Regions from separate parts of the Homo sapiens genome. Here region 1 is linked to region 2. A link is a loop called in an ENCODE intact Hi-C map of the cell type or tissue named here. Cell type or tissue: B cell. All regions are shown on one strand. Each heading gives the region's core, and the rest is flanking DNA. Links, peaks and the distances in the headings are about the cores only.

Region 1 (9,697 bases), core at 2,548-7,547, 100 kb before region 2:
CATTTGTAACTCTTTTCTTCTAATTTAAAAGAAACTCACATAAAGTAGTAATTTTAAAACTGTTCATTGGCTTATAGGGTATAAAGATGTAATTTGTATGATAATAATAGGGCAAAGGAGGGAGGAGAGAAAAAAGCTATATAACAGAAAATTATTGTATGCAATTGAAATTAAATTGATATTAATCTAAAGTAGATTGTTATAAATTAAAATGTCCTTCTCCATGTTTATTGCAGTGCTATTCACAATAACCAAGATATAGAACAAAATTAAATGTCCATCAATGAATAAACAGATAAGGAAAATGTGGTATATATACACAATGGAACATTATTCAGTCATAAAAATAATAAAATCATGTCATTTGTGCAACATGGATGGAATTGGAGGCCATTATGTTAGTGAAATAAGCCAGGCACAGAAAGACAAATATTGCATGTTCACACTAATATGTGGAAGCTAAAAAAGTTGATCTCATAGAGATAGAGAGTAGAATTATAGTTACCAGAGGCTGAGAAGGGTAGAGGTGGGGGATGAAGAGAGGTTGGTTAATGGGTGCAAACATACACTTAGATAGACAAAATAATACAGTTATATCTGTATAGCAGAGTGACTACAGTTAACAACAATTTATTACATATTTCAAAATAGCTAGAAGGGGAAATTTTAAATGTTCTTAACAAAAAGAAATGATAAATGTTGAGGTGATGGATATCCTAAATACCTTGATTTGATCATTATATATTGTATGCATGTATCAAAATACCACTGTGCCCCATAAATATATATGATTATCATGCATTAATCAAAATTTTTTAAATAAAAAAAGTTAATTATAATCCTCAGACAACAACTAAGAAAATAACTCAAAAAGTATATAGCAAAAGAAATGACAAGTGAATTAAAATAGTACACTAAAAAATACTTAACACAAAAGAAGGAAGTAATAGAACAACAGAGAAACAAAAAAGACAAGTTATATGGAAAACAAATAACAAAATACCAGATGTAACTCCTACCTTATGAGCAATTACATTTATAGTAAATGGATTAAATAGTCCAATCAAAAGGCAGAGATTGATAAAATGGTTTAACAAAATAAGCCAACTACATGCTTTCCATCAGAAATACAGAATAGATTCAAAGACACAGATAGATTAAAAGGAAAAGGATAGAAAATGATATGCCATACAAACAGTAACCAAAATGGAGCTGAAGTGACTATTCTAATCCCAGAAAAAAAGGCTTTAAGTACAAAATAATTAATAGAGACAAGGTAAAACGTTTTTAAATGAGAAAAGGGTCAATTCATCAGGTAGACATAGTAACTATAAACAGAGATGTACCTAACAACAAAATACATGAAGCAATAACTGACAAAATTGAAGGAAGAAATAGATGATTCAACATTATTAGTTGGAGAATTAAGTATTTCACTTTCAATAATGGATACAACACCTAGACATAAGAACAAAAAGGAAAGAGAGTATGATGGTAAATTTTATGTTATGTGTATTTTGCCAAAATTTTTTAAATTGGAGAAAAAAGCGTTGAACAATACTATTAAACAACTAGACCTAACAGATATCAACAGACTACTCCACCCAACAATAGCAGAATACACATTCTTCTCAAGTCCATATGGAATATTCTCCAGGACAGGCCATATTTAAGGCCACAAAAAAAGTCTCAATAAACTTAAAATTATTGAAATAATATGAAGTATGTTCTCTTTCCACGACAGAATGAAATAGATAAACTATTAGAATTAAAAATAGTACTCAGCAAGGCTGTCAGAAACAAGACCATCCTATGAAAATCAATAGCATTCCAGCACCACATAGAAACTGTATTTTAAAATAATACATAGTTAGCAACAAACAAAAATCTAAAAGGCCTTCTTACACCCAATTACCTCTGATCGGTGCCCCGCAGGCCCCATGGACTACAAGGTCCTCATGGGTCTTGACCATCTCCTCAATGCTGACCTCCTTCTTCATCCCAACCCCAAAGGTTCTACCAACTGTAGCTGCCTTCTCAGTCACAACTACTTTCTTGACCCAAACTTGAAACCCCAAATTTCTGTTTATCTGACAGGAAAGGAAGAGAAGGGAAAGGAAAGGAAGGGAAGATGGAAATTTCTTTGTTGATGTAGTATGGAGATAAGAGCTCTTAAAAAAAGAGAGAGAAACTGATTAATGCATTGCTGAATTTATACCTTTATTATGTTTTCTTACAAAAGTTATTTTAAAAAGAGTAGGATAAATTATAAGGAAAATGTATAAGACTTGAAGGACTCCTGGTACCAACTTCTGCAATAGTTGAGACTCTTTTGTCAGAAGCTCAGAAAGCGACTTCTAGCACTTAGGCATGCAAGAAAAAGTAATTAATTGGTTAAGCATCATAGATTCAATGAACCAAGTAACACACAGGCCACCAGGGAGAATTAGAACCAAACAGTTCCAAACATCGCATTGGCAGGGCATTGCAAATGGGCTGACTGAGCTCCAACGGCATTCCATACTTGGAAGACTTCTCTCAAGATTCAGAATTCCAAAGAGAGTCTGATTGGCCTATGTTGATTTCTGTGCTCATCCCTTGACCAGAAAAGCAGAGAAACAATGTTTTTGAGCTTCACTATTTAATAGATATGGGGCAACTTCTCAAAGGAAAAGGGATAACTTTACTAGAAGGGGAAAGATGTACTGGGTAGACAGAAGCAACAAATATACCTATCACATTTTCTATAACAGTAATTATGCTCACTCAAGGCAGAAGCCAACCCTCCTAGTGGTGAATTGCACATACCATCTATGAAAAGATCACAACCCAGAAGGCATAGGCAACTGCCACGGATCTAATGAATAGGTGATCAGAAGACCTCCCAATACTCTTGAAAGTACTGAGAACTGATTCCCTATTCTCTCACCTATGACCAGCCGGAGAGAACCATATTTTCTGGTCTTCCAGATGAATCCTATTCAAAATATTATTCACTGTGAGGCTATAATTATTAGTCCTTAACTTACTACTTAACAGTAGCCCTCTTCTAAGCTGTTATCTCTCTGCCTGTTGTTTGGCTTAGGAAATTCCTGCAGGACCTGCCTTGACTTTGAACCTTTTTTATCTCACCTTATTTGTCTTATTCCCACTACATTAGTTAAAACAAAATTCCCCTTTCCTGTCCAGACACATCAGACAGATACCACCAATAAGACCCTCCCTGCTTACTGGCAAGAGCATATCAAAAACACCTAGACAGTTTTCCTAAAAGGAGACCATTAAAAAATAAATTCAGAACCTAAACCAAACTTCTAGGTGTAATTCATTTGACCTAGACTTCTTCAGTGAACATGCCAAGATCTTGTATGTAATGAAGCAGTACTGGTACATTAAAAGCCACTCATGCCACTCTACTGTTTAAAGTCCTTTGCCAGAAATAGAGCAAAACTCAGACTCTTTAGACTGGCATCAAGGTTCTTCACACTTGGGCTCTAAACTCTCTCTCCAGCCTAGTCAACCTACATTTCATGCATACTCCAGCCACACTACACTATTTGTTACTGCCCAATATTGCACATGCATTTCACACCTCTGTATCTTCCTATCTCTTGTTCCTTTGGCTTAGCCTGTCCTTCGTATACTACTTCCACCTGGAAATAATCTTCCCATCATTTAAGATCTACTTTGTGTTATCTTTTCTTCATCAGTCTTTCCCAGCAGGTTGCTTCCTCCTTCTTCCTTGCCAACCATGTTAATTTGTACATTCTTCTTGTTATTGCACTTGTACTGTTTACAGACCTGCCTTTGTCATCAGATTAGGAATCCCTTGAGGTCAAATAATGAATTAAATTCACCCTTGAACCTCCAGCATCAAGTACAGTGGTTGGTGCATAGTAAGCACTCACTATATATTTGAACAGCGAAGAACTTAATAAATCCAACTTGAGATAAGTTACCACCCATCAAGTTTTGTGGGATTCTAAATACCCTAATAAACCATGAAGGCACTCAACATTCTCAGAAATGAAAATGAATGAAAAAAAAAGAATTTTTCAGTCTTTTGTTTGACAAAATGTTGCTTATATAGACATTATATCTAAACAATAAGCTCCATACCCTAGCCACGCTCAGAGATATCTGCGCAACCTGACACCTCTCCTATAATTCTTCTTTCTACTCACAAAGAAAAAAACAGAATGTTTGAAGCCATTTCTCTATTCTCAGAAAATATACCCCATGTATGTCTTCTCTAATTCCTATATATTACAAGGTCAATTAATTATAGATCCACAGAGCTGGAATTATCAGAGACCTTTTGTACTCATCATTTTATAGACAGAATAACTGGGCCTAAAGAGGTGAAATCACTTCCCCAAGGCCATAAAGCAAATCAGCAGCAGCACTAACCTAAGTCTGTTGCTTCCTAATCATCTTACCAAATATTCCCACAGAGATAAAAATTAATTCTCCCACCCACACATAAGCCTTGCAACCACCGGTTCACTTACAAATTATTCCAGGATAATTGTTAATAATTATTACTAAACATGAACAGATTTGGATACTAAATTGTAACAGATAAACCTGCACACACAAGTACTGCTACTAGTACAAAACTCCATGACACAGTTGACCAGTGTCCAACTTAATCGATAGGATCCTTTGGTTTGTTTGTGTCGTATGTGTGTGCACATGTGTGTATGTAATTTTCCCCCCAATTTCTATTAGCACTGTACAAAAAAAGGAAGTTGAAAGTGAGAAGTCTTCTATTGTTGCACAGACATGTGACTCTTGTCTAAATGGCATTAAAATTGTTCAGACATTGAAATGAAAGCAAATGTGCCTGTACCCATCACATTACGTAGGAAAACCAATGTAGGCTGAGTTGCATGTCACCAAATGCCCCACATGTGACAAACAGAGAAAGTGACATAATCCAAGTATTCAGCAAAAGCAGCCCACAGTAACAAATGCATCATTTCTGAAGAGGAAGAGAGAGCAGATGGCTCAGCAAGCAACTGTGGAACAGCCAGCTTCCCCCTCCGCACCTCCAAAACCAAATTGCCTCCCAGTATCTCATCCTAGGCACTGCAGAAACTCAGAGGCAAAACGCTTAAGCACCACAGTAGCAGCGGCCAGGGCAGGAGTCTCAGGTCATGGTGCCCTGAGCTTGGACCCAGATGACCTGAGTTCACAGCAAGATTCTGCTTCTCGCTTTCTATGTTACCTTAAACAAGTTACTTAATTTCTTTAAATTTTATTTCCTCATCTATGTTATATAGGATCAGTAAGACTCCATAATATTCTAGGACATATTGACACGAAAGTGCTTCATGAACTACAAAGTACTCAACAAATGTTAAACTTCATTAATTAAAATGTACCGATTGGTTAGAACTAATACAAGCCAATCTGAAACCTAATAACATATATCATACACAGTGTATGGAGAGCCCTAGCCCTAGTTGATCACGGCTTCACAGATGCTTTTTAAGAGTGGTCAGCGAATTGTGGTTCTCTCTGCTAAAAAGTCACCATGACTATCCTTCTATCTTAAGGGTGGGATAAATCTATTCCATTCATTCCTCATTCAACAGTGGATGCTCAACATGTATTGAACATCCACTGTAAGCCATGCACTAGCTAAGTGACAAAAGATATAGTAGCTGAGGCGTTTTGGATGCTAATTTCTCTTAAAGATAATTATCTCTTTTTCTTTTATTGTTATTGCTTAAAGGGCAAACACCATGGAAAACAAAATAAATATTTAACTACATCAAGAAAGACTAGAGTCAGATATTTCTGGATTATTTGTTGCATCAGCCTAAGAAATAATAATGGCTTATATTGCTAGTACTTAAAAAAAAAAGCTACCATAGGTGTTAACTGACTTAATTATCATACTAGCTGTATGAAAAAGGAATGATTTCCCACTCTTATGAAGCCTAAATGCAAATCTGAGTCTAAAACACTCTCCACTATACCATATTGTCTCTCACTTTAACACCAAGGGTTATCAAGGTGGGAAAAGAAAAGTATCTTCTGGCAAGATAAATCATAATTGTTTTCAATACTCTAGTGTACATTGTTGAGGCAGAGAGATTCCAGGACTTCACTTCCCTCAAACAGCTAAAACAGCTGTTTAGATAAAAACAGCTAAAACAAGCATTAGAAAAACCATAAAAGTGGGACTGAGTAATTTCAATAATCCCTTTTGCTACTGTTTTAATCCCACACAATACATGTATTTTATTTGTTTATTCACTGACATTCTGCTAACTGCAGGAGAAACTCCCAAAAGCTAAGACTAGACTAAAATAGTAGAACACTACTAATTGGCGGATCAATAAACTACTCCATTCTGTTTGCATAAATAGACATTTTGATGGTAATCCTTTGCTTTGATGGCAACCAAAATAGATTAACTGGATCTTTAATAGATGTATATAATAAAAGCCACAGACAATATGCCCTGAAGATCGTCAATCTCATATCCTGGCAGATGGTAGAAATGGAGGAAGGGGAAAAGGAAGGGAAAGAACATTCCTGGAGCAGCTGTTGCATGTGGGTACCACACTGGGCACTTTAAATATTTTAACTCTTTGCAGTTTCATCCTAACCCTACATACAATTTTACAGATGAGGAAACAGAGGCTCAGAGAAGTTAAGACCAGTCCCATCTCTTCACTTGGCCCTACATTATCTTTCAAAATACTCTGATGTGGAAAGGCCAGAGCACACGTGTGTTACAGAGGACCACCTTGGCTCCTGATGCTCCTTAAAGAGGCCACGACTTGTGTGTCATGATTCAGGGATTGGACTTGCTGCCAAGGTCACAGATGGTACACTTGAGATCCCCTAGCCTATGTACAGAGTAGTCCCCAAGAGAGGGAAGGGTAAAGATGAAGCCTTAGAAACACAAAATTAGGACATATACAGGGAGAAAGAGAAATACGAGATGTGAAAGAACAACAAAAGTGCAAATCCATGGCAGTCAAGGATGTGTTAAGAAATAGTAGGTGGTTAAAAGCTATGACGGTCAGTAGAATAACAGCTAAGAACTGACCTCAAGCTTTAGGATAAAGTCTCTATTATCCTGCAAGACCAGAATATCGGTAAAATTGGTGGAATTAACTATTTTTTTTAATGATTATAAAACAGGACAATGCATTTTATGATGGAAAATGGGTAAGCACATAAAAATACCCTTGAACAATGTGGGAGTTAGGGGTGCTGACATCCCCATACAGTCAAAAAGCCACATATAACTTTGGCCTCCCCCAAAATTTAGCTGGGTTAACTATGTTGACCAGAGCCTTACTGATAACATAAACAGTTAATTAACATATATTTTTCATTTTGTGTGTATTATATACTGAATTCTTATAATTAAGTTAGAGAGAACACATTATGAAGAAAATCATAAGGAAAACAATATACGTACTATTCATTAAGTGGAAGTGGATCTTCATAAAGGTCTTCATCCTCATCATCTTCTTGTTAAGTAGGTTGAAAAGGAGGAGGAAGAAGAGGGGTCAGTCTTGCTGTTTCATGGGTGGCAGAAGTGGAAAAAAAATCCACATGTAAGTGGACCCATGCAGTTCAGACCTGTGTTCTTCAAGAGTTAACTGTTTAAAGGTGGGGGGAGGTAAAATCACCATAATTCCACCCTGACATGATTGACTTTTTTAAAAATTGTTAACATTTCAGCATATTTTCTCCTAATGTTCTTCTGGGTACTTTTTACACAGTTAAAATCATACTGACCGTGTAATTTTGTATGCTATTTTTTAGTTTAACACTGTCTAGAACATTTGCCCAAGTCTTTAAAAACTCCTATCACTAATCTTGAATGCCACTGAACCACAGACATTGAGGGTAAGCTCAATGCTTTATTCTTTTTGTATATTTCCACAGAAATCAGCACAGTCATTTTCAGAACAGAGATATTCAAAAAAAATTATTGAATGGAATTGCAGCACCAGTGCACTCTCATCTTCCCTTAATTTACCAGTCATCTGATGCCCCTTGTCTATGGTTCATTTTATGGTACATTGTGTCGGCTCTCAGGATGTTTTATATAATCTGTTTCAGGCTCTCCCTAACTGGACAGTGTGTGTCATGAGAGAAAGAAATTCATACCTTGAATTCCTCTTCTATCTTTTGCTTTCTATCTTCACCAACAGTGCCTACCATAATGTCCCTTCCACAGAAGATAATTTAATCTCATTACATTAAAGTTACATCTATAAAAATTCAAAGAAGCAGCATATGTTTTATTTATACTGGTGATGCTTCTAGCACCAATAAAGCCTTTATATGTTTTCCTTAAGCATAGTCCCTAGATTCATATCCTCTGTTTTCTTTCTTTCTCTTCCCTTTACAGTAGACTGAAACTGTATATACATACATATAAATCAGAAACTACAACCTTCATGATCTTTTTTTGGAAGACAACTTTGTTGAAGAGAGATTACAGAGGGGCAAGAATGGAAACAGGAAGACCAATTAGGAGGCTATTGCAAAAATCCAGAATCTATTACTTCCAAGAGCAGAACTTCATGTGTAGAAGTCATATGCAGACATATGGAGTGGGCTGCCTCAGGAGGCAGTGAGCTTTCTGCCACTAGAGGTGCACAAATAGAGAACCACTTGGCAAGGACATGGACAAGGTTGGCCTTATAACCTAAAAGTCACTTCCAACACTGAGACTCCATGATCGTTGCCTAGAGTATCTCATGCCCTCAACAGCCTAATAACCCCACAAACATATTCACTCTTTATTTTGATTATACAAGCACAGTATAATCACCATAGAAAATCAGAAGGTAGAGATATTAGATAAGCAAAAAGAAAAGAAATAAAAATACAGTCCCAACAGCCAGATATAGTCATGATTAGGACCTAAGCATGTGTGTACATGTGTGTGTGTGTGTGTGTGTGTGTGTCCCCTTCTATTACATTAACTTGTCAGATGTATCATTAGACACATGATAGAAAGCATGGGTCTTTTCCTAACTAAACAAAATCTCCATCTTTACGGTATTTTATAATCTTCTTTTAAAATTCAATATATAATGAATATATTCCCCTGTCAATTTATATTTCTTGCTAGAGTCAGAAACTTCCTATAACAGCCTGAAGTATTGAGTTATGTAAATAAAATAGAAACTGGCAGGATACTTACAGTCTTAGGAGATTTAGATAATGAGATAATATCATTACTCCATGAATGCCTCCCACTAATTCTAAGTGGGATATTTGAACTGTCTCCCATTATAATATTTCACAGTCCTCTCCCAGTTTCAGCACTCTTCCCTCCATCATCATAACAAGCTATATCCCATGTCAAGTGACAGGAACATAATCAAAAGAGAGTGAAGAAACATCTGTTATCCTAACTGAGCCTCAGAGGTCTCATCTTACCCTTCCCTTGTAATGTCTGGGCATCTAATGATATTATAACCATCATTCATTCCATAAGAGCTTAGAAGTTTCCAAGTGTCTCAGGTTTATTCATCATCTTAGCACCAAGGGGAACATCTCAGTAGTTCCTTAGATGTAATATCTGTAGATTCATTTAAAAACAAATATTTATTGAGTATCTACCATGTGCCAGGCACCGTACTCAACAACTGGGATAAAGCAGTAAGCAAAAGATGAAAAATATCTGTCTTCATGAAGCTTTAATTCT
Region 2 (9,697 bases), core at 1,970-6,969:
TGTCTCCACCCTGAGGACAAAGTCTACCAATTCAGAAAAGTGTTAAAGATTTCAGTACCAGTTCAGTGTGAAGAACTCTCCTGAGGCTTCCTTGGAATTCAGCCCCAAAAAAACTTGAGTTCTTCCATTTTACCTCCAGGGTAAGAGGCCAGGACAATCACTGACCCCCACCTCATGCTGAAGCCTAAGCCTATGGATATCACTGATGGCATTCCCATCTGCTGTCACAGTGGGATAAAGAATACCAACAATTACAATGTGCTTGGCAATATGCAAGGGTAATAATAATATTCCCCCTAATACTGTGGCCATTGTCTATTCTATGACTACTAAAACTTTTTTTCTTCCAACTTTTAGTTTAGGTTCAACAGGTACATGTGCAGTTTGTTACATGGGTAAATTGTGTGTCACTGGGGTTTGGTGTACAAATGATTTCATCACCTAGGTAGTAAGCATAGTACCTGATAGGTAGTTTTTTTTATCCTCATCCTTCTCCCACCCTCCACTTTCAAGTAAGCCCCAGTGTCTTTTGTTCCCCTCTTTGTGTCCATGTGTACTCCGTGTTTAGCTCCCACTTATAAGTGAGAACATGCTGTATTTGGTTTTCTGTTCCTGCATTAATTTGTTTAGGATAATGGCCTCCAGCTGCATCCCTGTTGCTGCAAAGGACATGATTTCATTCATTTTTATGGCTGCATAGTATTCCATGGTGTATATGTACCATATTTTCTTTATCCAGCCCACTGTTGATGGGCATCTAGGTTGATTCCATGTCTTTGCTATTGTGAATAGTGTTGTGATGAACATATGAGTGCATGATTCCTTTGGTTGTATATCCAGTAACAGGATTGCTGGATCAAATGGTAGTTCTGTTTCAAGTTCTTTGAAAAAACTCCAAACTGCTTTCCACAATGGCTGAACTAATTTACATTCCCACCAGCAGTAAGTGTTCCCTTTTCTCTACAACCTCACCAACATCTGTTATTTTTTGACATTTTAATAATAGCCATTCTGACTGGTGTGAAATGGTATCTCATTGTGGTTTTGATTTGCATTTCTCTAATTATTAGTGATGTTGAGCATTTTCTCATATGCTTGTTGGCCACATATATGTCTTCTTTTGAGAAGTGTCTATTCATTGTAACTACTAAAATTGCACATGGAAATGACACAGAAGAGTTATGATTATATCATTTGTTCCCTAATGGTCACTCTTGAGATTCAATATGAAGTTATTATTTGATCTTGTCCACAAGGAAATAAGAATATTATTTCACTCCTACCACCTATGAGGAAATTCAGCCTTTCTTGGACCTCTGCTGAAAAAATGAGTCCTCAGAAAGTCAAAGCCTCATCTGTAAGATGATTTATAGAAATTTAAGGAACAGAGTCTTGAGATCTGGGAATAAACTGAATACTTTTGAAAACAGTTTAAATAATATTCTCATTCCATTACCAGAAATGATTGATTACTTCTGAATATGTAATAATTTTCCAGATTATCTTCCACAACTGTAACTTTTACCCTGGAAACTGGACTCTTATTATAGAATGGCACTGTGACAACTGAGTTTTCTTTAGACAGTAAGTGAATTGACAGTTACTTTGTATCAACCAGACATTTAAATATTTATGTGCAAAATCATAATTATGTAAACATTTGACAAAATATTCTAACCCAGAATACACACTGAAGAGAATATTCCTGAATCATTTCTTCTGACTTACTGACCAACTATCACATTTGTTTAATATATATAGGCTCTGATCTTTTGATTGGGTCAATTTCATATTTTCCAGGTTTAGTCAGATTTCAAATTTGAATCAATTCCTTAAATTAACTTTATAATCAATTGTCACATCTCTTTTCATTCAGAAAGAAGGAGGGCAGAAGTTAGAACTCCAACAAACTCACAGTAAGTTGCTTACCCACTCTGGAATTAAATTCTTCATTTGTAAAATCGTGTAGGTGGGGGAGGGAGGAATTCTGTAAAATTCTATGAGTACTGCTAGCATTTGAAATCATTTTCATTTTCTTGATTCTTCTCTCAACTTTTCATCCCTATTTGTCTCTTGATTACCACTCAAAAATCCTCTCATTTACCTTATTAATTCCCTTTTCCATTCTCTTCAGTGGCCTTTCAAAACTTTCTCTTCCTCTAGGTTCCTAAAATCCCCAATCACAAGACTCCACTTCTAGTTAGCTACTTTTCTGAGAAAACTGGAGCCATTTGAAGTGTTTTTCTTTGTACTTCCTTTCTCTTCCCCTCTGAATTCCTTCACACTGTATATTGTATTTTGCCTTTCAATCTTTGGCTCCAGGATGAAATGAATGTCTCTCCTTCTGGCAAGGTCATGTCCTTCACCTTTACTCTTGATCATGAACCCTCCCAAATCCTTACTTCCTTGCTCCTTCCATTCTTTTTCTTGAATCTTTGATTCCTCCAGACCAGTGATCTCTTCTTCTGCCTCCTCATGTAGATGAAGTCTTTAAAAATAAACAAACAAACCAAACCTTCTCTGGACTCTGCCCCCTCCCACAAGTTTCCTCCTCTTATCATCCCTTCAAAACCCAAACTATTAGAAGAGTGGTCTACCTTTGCTTTCTACATTTCTTCACTTGCTCTTACTCACAAATTCCCTCTAGGATCACAAATGACCTCCTACACACCAGACCAACTTCATTCTCTCAAGCTTCCTATGACATTTAAAACTATTGATGGCCTTATGCCTCCTGAAACCCTCCATTCCTATGGTTTTTCTTTTGACCCTGTACTATCCTGCTTCTCCTGTGAATGTCCTGGCCATGCCTCCTCTGATTATTCTTGACTCTCCTGCCCTGTGACACAAGCTCTTCACTATGGTTTTAGCCTTAGTCCTCCTCTCTGCATCCCCTCTGTCTATCCATTCATAATCCACTTCTTTGGGACTCTGTTGACACCTGAATCTCCTGTCCAAAAGTTCTCTCCCAAGCTCCACGCGTACATCTCTACCTGAAAGATAACTTCACCCATAACACTAGAGTTTCCTCAAAGGCACAAACCTTATTTTACTCATTTTTGTACTTCAACCTCTCACCTCCGCCATCCAGAGCCTAAAACAAGGTTTAGGAACTCAATAAACATTATTTAAGCAGAACAAAACAGTACTTCCCTACCAGCACATGAAACTCAACCAACATGAAATTAACAGCGGTCTGGTCCTTCTGACTTTCCTATTTCTCTTAATAGGACTTTCCTATTTCTCTTACCAACTTCTAATCCCCAGAATTTAAAATCTGAGCTTCAACTTTGACTTGTTCTTTTCCCAGTCCCTTGTATCTAATAAATTATCATATGTTGTTGATCCTGCCTTTGTTATATGTTTTACATCTATCCACTCATTTACCTTCCTTCTATCATATCCTCAAAGCTTTAATTACCTCCCACATATTTTCTTGTAATAGCTTCCAGAATCAGTTCCTCCGTCTCTCCTACATACTACTACCAGATTAATCTTCATGTAATATACTTCTCATATATTACTCCACACCTCAAAAATTCTTAATATTTATCCCTTGCCTAGCAATTACAAATGTCTTTCCTTAGCATCCAAAGTTCTTCATAATATGGCCCCCAAAATGCCTACATGCTTGGAAGGACTAGAGATCTACTCAAGTTACCTCAAAAAAAAATTTTTTTTTTTTTGAGATGGAGTCTTGCTCTGATGCCCAGGCTAGAGTACAGCAGCACAATTTTGGCTCACAGCAACCTCTGCCTCCTGGATTAAGCGATTCTCTTGCCTCAGCCTCCTGAGTAGCCGGGACTACAGGCGCGCACCACCACGCCTGGCTAAGTTTTGTATTTTTAGTGGAGATGGGGTTTCGCCATGTTGGCCAGGCTGGTCTTGAACTCCTGACCTCAGGTGATCTACCTGCCTCAGACTCCCAAAGTGCTGGGATTACAGGCATGAACCACACCATGCCTGGAATTTTCTTTTTTAAGAGACATAGTCTTGCCATGTTGCCCAGGCTAGTCTTGGACTCTTGTACTCAAGTGATCCTCCTGCCTCAGCCTCCCCAGTAGCTGGAACTACAGGCATGCACCACCACACCCAGGTAAGAAAATGTTTTAAAGCACACTCATTGTTCAATTGATAACTGTCAGAAAACAAGAAAGCTCTAAAACTCAACCACTCTCTCTTTCTATCCGTGTTGCTGCTTCTCCTTTCAGTTTCCCTTCTATTACTCTGCTTCCTCTGTTTATGCAGTTTCCATTCTCTGATAGTTTCGGCTAACACAGCACAATGTGGTCACTCCCAATACCTTTTAAACCTTGATAACTCTCAACACTTCCTTGTAGTTTCTGCCCCCACTAATTGGTTCAGTCTCTTAATTTACCAATTCCAAATGGCCCGTCTTTTCATGCTAGACCATAGAAATGTCACAGAACAGCCTATGGATGATGGGTACTTGGATCAGAAGCCCGCTCTATTCCAATCAGCTGTGATCCAATCACATGGGGAATGGGCAGGATAACAGGTTTAGAGAATAGACTCATTGGAAGCAGGGCCCTGAGCAGAAGAGATTCTTTGAGAAGGAGGTGGGGAAGAGCAAGCAATGTTCAACACCTCCAGGGCATTACATTTTCCTGCCTACCTATTCTCCTACAAGCACACCACACTCCTTTCAAAGTGGAATTGCTATCTCCCAAACCCATTCCACAATTCATTATCCCATGCCTTTGCTCACACTGTTCTCTCTGCTTTGAATAATCTCTAACCCTGTCTTATCATCTCAAAATGTACTAGCCAAAGGATGTGAGTGGATATAGAAGTAATTCAGAGAACAGTCAATGTACAACAAGAAAAGAAAGCTATAAAAAATTAATTGAGCACAAAGAAACAAAACTAAAAATAATGTGGGATATTGCCAATTAAATTAGCAAAAATAAATTTAGAATGATTAATGTACATTACGAGAGTTTTATTTCTTCCTATAAAATATAGCTAAGGGTAAATGCATTTAACTCATGTCAAAATTCCACAAAAATGTCCGAATATAAATAAAAAGAAGATGACCACATCTAATATCAAGAACCTTGAAAATAATAGCACCATATCAAGTAGTATTGAGAATACAGTATGGCTGATGATATTGCAAAATAGTAGAACACTTTTAGAAAGCAATTTACCAACATAATTCATTTTGGAAAGTACAGAAAAAATTAAACAGGAAAACAAAATTCCTTTCCAATTTGATCATCTAGAGAAAATCACTTTTAACATTTTGGTACACAGCATTCCATAGTCTCATATTATATATATTTTTTATTCTTTTTCTTTTTTTAAATAAAATTTGCATCAAACTAGGTATACTGTTAATTCTGAGTATCATGAACCTTTGCCTATGTCATTAACAGTCTTAAAAAAACGTTGTTTTTAATGGTTGCGTCGTAATTTATTACATGAATAGGTGAAGACAGATTTTTAACAAAAAACTCCTAATGCTAGACTTCAGATTTTGTCTTCTTTTTCATTATTACTGAAATACTGTAATGACCATCCCTGTATGTAAATCTTTTATGCACACCTCTGATTATTCTCTTAAAATAAATTCTCAGAGTACAAATATTTAAAAGAATTTTTAAAAAGTACTTCTAAATGTCAATTTAACCAAAACTGTGACCTGACAGTAGAATAAGAAGGGCAGGAAGGAGGAATAGATAGTCTAAGAAAACTAAAGCCCCACTATCCATAGTGGAAAGTCATTGGTGCATAAAATGAAGGAGTTTTAAAGTTAATATAAGTCTGTTGTTTAGAAATAAGGAGGTGAAAAACTTAATAAAGTGGAACAGTGAACAGGAATCAGGTGTGGGAAAATATGCCACAGGACACTGCTGTATTCATCATAAGTCTTATTTGTTTTGACTTTTTAAACTATGCATTTATGTTGGTTTGATAAAGATACAAATCAAATTAAAAATAAAAACCAGCAGTACCATTCAGATGTGAAATATAGCAGATATACAAGTTAGTTTAAGTGTCCACAATTCTCATAATTACAGAGGAATATATATAAATACATATATATATGCTACAAAGACCTTAAATTGATAATTTTGTGAATTTTTACAAAGAATCCTCTGTAAACCAAGCATGTGCTGTGACAGATACAAATAAATACTCTATTTTTTATGCTTTCCAGAGATAAAACAATTATTATCAACAGTAGAAATAATCTCTCCACATGGCTCAGCTAAGTAATATTTAAAAATTACCTATGCAGAAAACCATCAAGTTTCCTCTTAAAAATTTATAAAAATAGAGGCAAGTTAACATACCAGCTATTCAAGGTAAAGTTTAAGAAAGTAGTGAATTTTTCTTTAGAAAAACTCTTTCATTTTTTCGCCTACTAGAGAACATGCTATAGGCAGTCCTCACCAAAATAAAAAATTGGAAAAATAACAGGAAAACTAGCATAGTGGGAATAAATGAAGATTTAGAGACCTTAATTCCCAGGAAACTTTGTCATAGATCTTGCCATTTGTACTTGATAAATGTTTATTTCTTCTTAGTTCACTTTATTCCTGTCCCAGGAAAAGAGAAGTTCTATCACACCTCAGAATATTAGTACCTGCAGAAAAAAATCCTCATAGTGGCCCCAGACCCAAATTATTCCCCACAACGTGGAGGGCACCTGTATAGTAAATAATAAATCAGGTGAGTCTCCACTACCCAAAATTGTTGTTTTTGTCTCCTTCACCAAGTAGTACACAAAATGGAGCTTTTAGAGCCAGACTCCTGTCTCTTGTTCCTTCCTCATAGTCTTTTTCTGTCCTTTTCCTCCTCACCACTCCACATTTTTCCCTTAATATTTTCCACTTCTTTCTTTCCCCAAACCTCATTTCTGGGTTTTCCCTCTTTCTCTCCTACGACCTCACCCCCACTCCATCCACATCAAAGAACTGAGGTGAGGAAGGAGAACGTTTCTTGCTCTTCCTCTATTTCCCTACATGAAAAATAACTGTAAATTTTACCTCTGGGTAATAGAAGTCTGCAATGAAGGCATCTAACAAAAAACCAGCTGACCTTGTAAGTATATCTCAGACTAAACTATGTGTAAGTTTATTGGAACTTCATGAACACTTTTATTTTTGCCTTTGAGTAACTACCATTTGGGTACATTTATTTTTATTTTCAATGGTAAACTAAATGTATAATTGTGTTTTCTATTTCTACATTTATTATACCCCCTTTAAAATGTTTTGTCTAATGACTATTATGCTACTTTAGCATCCACTCACATAATGCTTCCTTCGCCAGCCTTTACCAAAATCTCTCTCTCTCTACCAAATAATGGGTATTTGGAAGAGAAAGGTGAATGTTCCTTATTCTCATCCAGGTCTCTGTACTGACCAACATGGGTCTCCGTGCCAAGAAGTAAACAACATTATGTTCAGTCCTTGGGAGCAGCTACATCCAAATATTATATGGAGAAAAGTTCAAGTTCTCGTATAACATGAAACTTTGAACTCTGAAAAATGTGATTTAGAATCCCAACAAATCTGACTTTTGGAATGAACATTCCATCTTCCAGTCATAATGGAGATATTACAAGAAGAACCTGGAAGAGGAGGATAAGATTATTCTATTTGACGAATACCTCAACTAAGAAATGGGAGAGGATGCCAGAAATAGTTGGCTAAAAAGTAATATGGCAAGTATTTAGATTGTACAAGCAAGCCTTTACAGAAAATCTAAATTTCGAAAAATTATATTCAAAATTATGCTTGAAGTATAATAAATCCCAAAATATCACCTTAAAACAGTCATATAAATTAGGATGGCGCCCACGGGTCTAGGACTAAGGCAGAACCCATAGCCAATATTTGTCGGTGAAGAGACAAACTGCTGAATAGAGTTAGTACATAAATTTAGGATTACAAAGTTCTACCTTCTACCAGAACAACTAGGTCAAACTGTTCCCACTAACAGATTTTCCATTCCTCTTTTGCAGTATCATGGGCTAACCAATTCATAATCGATTTTTTAAAACTTTAACAGGCCCACTATATGTTAATCATTGGGTTAGGGAACTTATGAACAAAATATCAAAATTCTAAGTAAAGACAAAATTAGTATTGCCTTAGGCTCCAATATGGCTTGGCAAGGTACTATTACTGATTCTATCTTTATTTAAAATGTCAACATTTTGTTTATCGTACATCTTTGCATTGATTTTTTAAATATTGCATTAAAATGTTATTTAACCTTGATTACTGAGTTTTTCCGTTTCCCTTTAAATTTTACACTCTAGGTTTGACAGTTAAGTTTATGTGTCAACTCAACTGGGCCGTGGGGTGCCCAGATACCTGGTTAAATGTTATTTCTGGGTGTATGGGAGAGGGTGTTTCTGGAAGAGATGAGCATTTAAATTGGTAGACTGAGTAAAGCAAATTGTCCTTCCTAATGTGGATGGGCCTCATCCAATCCATTGAAGGCCTGAATAAAACAAACGGCCAGGTAAAGGAGAATTCTCTCTCTCTCTCTCTCTGTCTGAGTGCCTTCAAGCCGGGGCACTGGTCTCCTGCCTTCAGACTCAAGCTTGGACTGAAACCTACACCATGGGCACTCCTGCTTCTCAAGCCTTCAGACTTGGACTGGAACTGTCTACCATCGGCTCTCCTGGGTCCCCAGCTTGCTGACTGCAGATCTTGGGACTCATCAACCTCCATAATTGCATGAGTCAAGTCCTATAAATAGTAAGTAAATAAATAAATAAATAAATCCTGTTAGTTCTATTTTCTGGAGAACCCTAACCACTATACTAGACAAGTGGCCCACTCTCCTCTTACTTGTCTCAAATTGATTTCTTTAGGTCACATGTTCCAGATGCAGCTAAGAGATGGCGGAGTTTCCATTGCCCTGGGTCCTTGATGTACCAAGTCCCCCTGCTAACTCATGACGGACAGGTGGCATGAGAGAGAAAAAAAACTTTTGTTTAATCCTACTGGGATTTGGGGGTGAATTTATTATTACCAAAATTGTAATAGTGGTTATTGTTGGATAGTATAATTGTGGGAAAAAATTCTTCTGAAAAGGGCAGGTTTTGATCAAACCTTGCTCAGAGTTTACAATCTACAACAGGGGTTGGAAAAGTTCTTCTGAAAAAGGCCAGATAGTAAATATTTTAGGCTTCGTAGGCCTTGTGGTCTCCATTGCAGCTCTTTAAATATGCTATCGTAGTACTAAAATACCATAGACAATACTGAAATGAAAGAGTGTGATGTATTTCAATAAAACTTTGTTATAAAAATAGGCTGTTGCCAGGGCACGGTGGCTCACACCTGTAATCCGAGCACTTTGGGAGGCCAAGGCGGGCGGATCACCTGAGGTCAGGAGTTCGAGACCAGCCTGGCCAACATGGTGAAACTCTTTCCCTACTAAAAATACGAAAATTAGCCAGGCACGGTGGCACACGCCTGTAGTCCCAGCTACTTGAGAGGCTGAGGCAAGAGAATCTCTTGAACCCAGGAGGCGGAGGTTGCAGTGAGCCTAGATCGCACCACTGCGCTCCAGCCTGGGCTATAGGTTGATGGAAACTCCACCATCTCGTAGCTCCATCTGGAACATTTGACCTAAAGAAGTCACTTTGAGAGGTAAGGCAACAGCTTAAGAGTCTCACAGTGGCTCTTCTATGCTTAGCCCAGAAATGACA

What was found. Hi-C counts contacts between places; a loop is a spot of excess contacts. Peaks named below come from ENCODE experiments on the same cell type or tissue, not always from the same donor. Only the 100,000 strongest peaks of a DNase experiment are listed, where the experiment ranks them.
Region 1: it touches region 2 in a loop (7-fold over the local background); 2 of 110 quality-filtered maps call a loop at or near these places.

What each region holds. Positions count from the first base shown.
Region 1 is chr9:99,655,494-99,665,190 of GRCh38, forward strand. All of the region lies in intron 3 of LOC101928438 (a long non-coding RNA gene), which reads right to left. Among named protein-coding and RNA genes, the nearest start is that of NR4A3, 160 kb to the right of the region's middle. In B cell, for the core only: no CTCF peak of the experiment used is centred there; a DNase peak (open chromatin) is centred at 4,898; H3K4me3 peaks cover 897 bases; H3K27ac peaks cover 1,604 bases.
Region 2 is chr9:99,758,443-99,768,139 of GRCh38, forward strand. The region is part of intron 2 of LOC101928438 (a long non-coding RNA gene); the gene reads right to left. Among named protein-coding and RNA genes, the nearest start is that of NR4A3, 59 kb to the right of the region's middle. RefSeq lists an enhancer at 4,137-4,186. In B cell, for the core only: no CTCF peak of the experiment used is centred there; a DNase peak (open chromatin) is centred at 4,239; H3K4me3 peaks cover 838 bases; H3K27ac peaks cover 1,224 bases.